2 separate regions of the Mus musculus genome follow, and region 2 is linked to region 1. The links are chromatin loops, found by intact Hi-C in ENCODE. Cell type or tissue: left cerebral cortex. All regions are shown on one strand. Links, peaks and the distances in the headings refer to the core of each region. The heading gives the core; the rest is flanking DNA. Region 1 holds the start of Rwdd1 (RWD domain containing 1). Region 2 holds the start of Dse (dermatan sulfate epimerase).

Region 1 (2,907 bases), core at 271-2,770:
CAGGTTGCTATGGAATAGGTGAGTGCATCAAAATAATCGTAAGTCGTCATTTGTTACCCTGGCTCACTCAGGCTCCTTATGCACTTGTACATCTGACAAGAATTCCATATACTACTACTACTGGGACCTAGCAAAATTCAATACAATACTGCTTTAAGACATAAAAAATGTGCCATTGTAAGACACACATGCGCGGAACTTAGTGAAGGATAACCTAATATTTAAGACAAGTTAAAAATACTGTATGCCTCATGCATTTTTGTTTCTGCCTACAAAGGGTTCATGCCTATTATATTTCTAACGTGCTAGAAAGGTCTAAACATCGTAATTCAGACTATATCGGACAACTGACACTAGCGCTTTATTTTAGTTTGACACTGACATATAAGCAAGGATAGAGAAGGAAGCCAGACTCCACACATACACTCACCCAGGTAATGACACTCTCAACCCCCTCTTCACTCATCCCTTAACATCCGCAACACAGCTGTATTGCTGGTGCGAGAGAACATGAACTCGACTGGAGCTACACAGGAGTAGCTGAGAGACATCTGCCTGTTGGCAAAGCAGAACAAAATTTGCTTCCATTGCAAAAAGTTGGTCAAAAAGTGAAGCCAAGAAAGAAAACTAAGCTAAGCAATGAAAGGGATGGTTTAGGATTTAAAGTAATATGCCTTGGGTTCTTAATTCAGACACTAAGTAATACTTGACAACACTTGGAGGAAGGGTTGTGGAATGTAAATCCCATCAATCCCCAGCCTACGTTCATACTGACTTTACCTTGAGTGCTTCCCTAATTTGAGAAGACCCATAGATAGGTTTTCCATGGAAACAGACTCACAAGGAAAGATTCTACTAATGAATTTCCTGACGGATGCTTTCCCTTAGACCCAATCAGCTCTTCCTACATCTAAGCTGAGGCTGAATCCTTAACCGAAGTCTTCAGGATGTAAGAACTAAGGACCTCTGGCTGGAGGAGGGAGAGCACAAGCCACTTGCCTTCCCTGGGCCTCCAGAACCTCGACGACGTCTAAGATACCTAAGAACCACAGCGACCACATCGTTCATCAGGCATTCTGCAGAATGCCTGATCACTCTTATAGAGAGAATAAGACATCCCCGAGTGTGCTGCTCTCAAAAGCCAGCATCCCAATCTTCTCAGCAGGGAAAACAGCTGCTACTTCACCAGAGCTTAAAATAGGAGGTAAAGGGGGGACATTAAGCGGCTCTGGAGAAACTCATCGCACTGCTAGTTCCCCCCACCCCCCGCGTGCTTCAGTGAATCTCGGATGACGGAGGTTACGCGAAACCAAAGCGGTCAGGACCAATTCCAGGGCCTCCGCAGAGCCACCCGGACCTTCGGATTTCAGGACAGTGGGGAAGGAAGCAGGCGAGTGCTGGAAACTGTCTGGAGAGCGGCAGGAAGGGCCGCGGGGCCCCGGCCTCCGCCCCGGAGCAGGAGGCCGCCAAAGTCACCTGTGAAGGAGTCGGGGTAGATGGACTCCAGAGCCTCCAACTCGTTGCGTTGTTCCTCGCCGTAATCTGTCATCGTGGCCCGCGTTGTTGCCCGTGCATCGGCGCGACTCCCTGGCGGCGGGCTGCAGCGGACACCGCGGCCGCCGGCTGCCGGGCGGGCGCACGCGCAGAGTCGGAGTGGAAAGGCCTGGAGCCACGCCTGGCACGGATTGCTGAGAAACAGCCCCGGCTCCGCGGGCCGCCCGATCCCCGCGTCGGAGTTCGACTCATCGCGCCTGGAATGCCGGCCGCCGATTCGCTGCCTGTCTGCGACGGCTCGGGATTGGCTGGGGGGTGACCGCAGCCCGCCCGGCGTTCGGGAAGGACAGCTACTGCCCGCTGCTGGGCTTTGCTGGCTTCTGATGGAGACGCCTGGCAGAGAGGCATCGCCATTCTGCGCTCGATGTGTCTGGTCTGAGTCTCGCGCAGGGCGTGGTAGTGGCGCCGAGGGCGGGGCGCGGAGGTCCAAGGGCTTCCGCTTTTCCGCGTTCCTAAACCACGTTTGTCGCCCAGAGCAGCCTGTGGGCGACAGCCAGCCCGGCTTCTTGGAACTTTCAATGGCCTGATCTGTGCAGACTCCTGGAAGCCGAGCTGGGACTTGGGGTCGGGGTTCGTCCAGAGGTCTGTCCCAGGAGGAACCCGGGAGGAAGGCTGAAAGTCGAACCAGAGGTTCTTGCACCTCACTTTAAAGTTGTGAAATAAGTGAGGCGGAAAAATTGACCTAAAGACTTGTTCAGTTGTTATTTCAGCGAACAGATAAAGGGGCGGATCTTAGTGACAGATTTGACTTTGCCAAAACTACAATAAGATACCGGAAAATAATACCTTTGATTTAGCTCTACTTCTGCTGATAGATTTGACAGCTTCAAGTCTATCACTACAACCAAAATGTCAAATGCCGTAACGGCAAAACTAAGAAAACAGATAAATATGTCTTCTTTTTTAATGAACACTAAATAGTTACTTGGTTTATATTTGTTTATAATAAAGGAACACGTACTAGCCTAAACAAAATGTGGGGAAATGTACCTCGGGAAGAATACCCCAAACATACTAAAAATGTTTCCCCAAATTTCTCTACCTTCCTTGTGTATTAAAGCTGGCTTTACTTGTATTATGCAGGTTCCATAGATGGGCTTTTTTGGCTTTGGCTTTGTGGTGATTGTTGCTGTTGCTTGCTTGTATCTTGCTTACTAGCCAGGATTGCCAGAACTCGTGTTACCCCTACCCTGGCCTCAGTGGTGCTGAGATTGTAGGTGTGAGCCACAGTGCTCCAGTTACACAGAAAGAGTTTTTTGTTTTGTGTTTAATTAGCAAGTATTCCTTACTTACAGTAAAGGAAATGCATTATGTCAAAAGTATTATGGTTTCTTGTTTTAAATAGATTAAGGG
Region 2 (2,907 bases), core at 129-2,628, 190 kb after region 1:
CGTGTACCCACTCCCTGTCCTAGTAACCCACACTCATGCTTTTGGTTAAGCCCTCAAGGAGTGTCACTATAGTAAACACATGTTAAATCCAAAATTTTCTCCCTTTTCAGTAGAATAGAATTTACTACCCCCCCCCCAAAAAGACCACATTTGTACAGGATTAAAGGAAAATAGTAATGTGTGAACAAATAATAGGGTAATCCTGTTTTATTTTTCCCATGCACGTTACATTTTGTAGTTCTCTCTAGTAGTATAGTCCAAAATCTTCTACAAAATTTTGGTTTCATAAGGGGTAGAGATGGCTCAGTGGTCAAGAACTGGTACTGCTCTTGTCCAGGACCAGAGTTCATTTCCCAGCACCCACATTAGGATGCTCAGAGTGTAGCTACCATACTAACACATCTAATGTTCTTCTGACCTCTGCAGGCACCTGTCTATAGTCCTGTGCATATACTCCCAGACAGACACATAATTTTGAAGTGACACTAATGAATCTTTTTTTTAACTTCACTAGTACTATCATTTATTAAGAAGATGTAAAAGCTGAAAAGACAATTAGTAAAAGTGAAAATTCTGTAATGTGAAAGAATATGAAAATATTTCTAGAAGATTCTACCTTCCTTAAGATATTGTTGATTAAGCAGCAATAAACACCAAATGTTTTCAAGAATCCACTAGAAAATCTCTAGAAACCAACGTGTCAGTTCCTGACCTAAAGAATTCCAGGTGAAAGAGGCCGGCCTCTTGCATTGGAAGCAAAGGATTAGGTTATGAATGCCAGCTGGCCTAAACGGAGGCTGTTGCCTCAAAGGAGAGATGAGAAAGTTCTCAGTTCACAAAGTTAGCTCAGATCCAGCCTCGACAGATTCTGAGCCCATGTGGCATCGCTTACAGTGCTCCCCAGCCCGAGTCAAGCCCGCCTGCCGGGCCCCCGATTGGCCCAGGCGGCCTCGGGTTGAGGTTGCCCAATCACTCTGGGGTGTTGGAGTGCAGGGGCGCTGGAATCCTGTGGCTGGGGGTGACTCAGAAGCAGCTTTCTGGGCGTTGGCGGTCCGGAGGTCGCACAGGCACAACCAGCATGGGAGCACACGACCACTACCATCCCTAGATAACTGGTGTAGCATAGGAAGGGAACGCAAGGGTGTGCTATCTCCAAACCTCTGGAAACTCGGGAGCACGTCCAGTCCCCGCCATTCGCTCCTGATCTCGGTGCTGCTGTCTGAGCTGGGTACCCGGGTAGGAGATCACGGAGCCAGCAGAGCTGGCCCGAGATGCTCAGTCCACAGGGAAATCGACGCGCAGCGGGGGACGTGGCTCAAGCTGGTCCGTAGGGACCGGTCCAGTGTAGACCCATGGAGCCACAGGAGGGTAGCTTCCTGGAGCGTGGCCCAGAGCAGCGCCCAACCCAGCCCATCACTCACCGCTCCGTCCTCCCGGGCGTCCTCTCTCTGCGTCCCCGTGGGGCGCCGGGACTCCGGACCCCTGGAGTCGGGCCCTCAGCTTGCGCGCCGAGCCATCCGAGCTCAGGGCGCTGCGCCCGGGGTGCGCCGCTGCAGCCTCTAGCCGCCGTGCGGACTGGGCGGAGACCGTCGGCGGAGAGAGGGGGGTGGGCCGCGGCAGGGCTCTGCCTGGGGCGGAGGAAGCCGCAACGTCAGCAGAGCCCGGGAGGCGAGGATGGGGAGGGGGAGAGCGGGACCCCCGCCCAGCCCAATCCGGACCTCCGCACGGGCTCTCCTCCGGCGCCCCAGATCACGGCTCCACGCGAGGCTCTGCCTTCCGGTCGCTGCGGCCCGGACCCCACAAGACACCACAGGACCCCACAGAACCCCAAGCACCCTGCCCTGCCCTGCCCCGCCCCGCCCCGCCGCTTTGGTTCCTACAGCTCTGATTTCTCCTGACCCAAGAGCTTCAAGTTCCACTCTGGAATCTCACCCAAAGGAAAGATAATTTCTGGAGGCCGGGGGAGGAGGGGCCGATTCGTTTTTTAAAGCGCTGGAAGAGGAAAGCCGAGAATTTAAAGAATCCCACTACCAAAGCTAGCGGCCAACCCCCTCTCCAGGCTCCAAAATAGTTACACTCCCGACGCCTCCCTCCCTTCCCCCCTTTCCTGAATCAGTTTTACTCTCAAAGAGAAAGGGGAAAATCCACCTAATCCGAAGCAGTTGTCGCCTAGAATGGAGTTGCAAAATACAGGGAATCCTACCGCAAGGAACCCTGTAAGCTGAACTGATTTTAATCAGCAAAGATAAAGGATTGGGGGAAGATCCTTTAGAGTTTGCAGTTCACAAAGGAAACTTTATCTTATTTCGTGTGTGTGTGTGTGTGTGTGTGTGTGTGTGTGTGTGTGTGTGTGTGTGTGTGTTTGTGTGTGTACGCGCGCGCGTGAGAGAGATATGCACCCAACTTTTGTTTATTCTTTCAATGAAATGTAGCCATCCAATACAAACTCTAACCGGTCCAGGGTTGGATCTCCTTCCTCAGAGTTAAAGAGAATTAACCTACTAGATTCTATGAAAAGGCAGCTTTTCGAGAGACACTTACCCGTTCGTAAGAATGGGCGGTTTTACTCAACCCTGTTTGCTAACAATTGCTCGGAGTTCTGACAGACTATGGAGACCCAAGGGCGCTTCCAGGCAACCACACTATTAGGAAAAGTTACAGATTTTGCAATCAAAAGTGGCTCCTCACCACGGATTAAAAAAAAAAAAAAGAAAAAAAAGAAAAGAAATACTACTGTTAGGCTTTTAAATGCTAACTCAGATAAATCACTAATTTGCGTTAACTTCCTGATATTTGGACAGGCCTGTGGTGAGAAAGTTCTAACCAGAGTAGTACTGTGAAGCAGTATTCAAATCCTTACTTTTCAGTTTACTGAAAGCTAAGCCACCTTCAGAGGCTGTGTCTCAT

What was found. A loop is a pair of places that touch in the nucleus more often than their neighbours do. Peaks named below come from ENCODE experiments on the same cell type or tissue, not always from the same donor. Only the 100,000 strongest peaks of a DNase experiment are listed, where the experiment ranks them.
Region 2: a loop joins it to region 1, with 8 times the contacts of the local background. A loop is called at or near these places in 1 of 42 quality-filtered maps.

The regions. Positions count from the first base shown.
Region 1 is chr10:34,017,890-34,020,796 of GRCm38, forward strand. Rwdd1 (RWD domain containing 1) reads right to left here and starts at 1,727. Exons shown (of 7, transcript NM_025614.3): 1 at 1,477-1,727. The coding sequence starts at 1,549. In left cerebral cortex, for the core only: a CTCF peak has its summit at 1,624; DNase peaks (open chromatin) are centred at 1,085, 1,276 and 1,830; H3K4me3 peaks cover 2,415 bases; H3K27ac peaks cover 1,452 bases.
Region 2 is chr10:34,205,659-34,208,565 of GRCm38, forward strand. Dse (dermatan sulfate epimerase) reads right to left here and starts at 1,577. Exons shown (of 6, transcript NM_172508.3): 1 at 1,422-1,577. In left cerebral cortex, for the core only: a CTCF peak has its summit at 1,126; DNase peaks (open chromatin) are centred at 1,264, 1,520, 1,989 and 2,349; H3K4me3 peaks cover 1,606 bases; H3K27ac peaks cover 1,395 bases.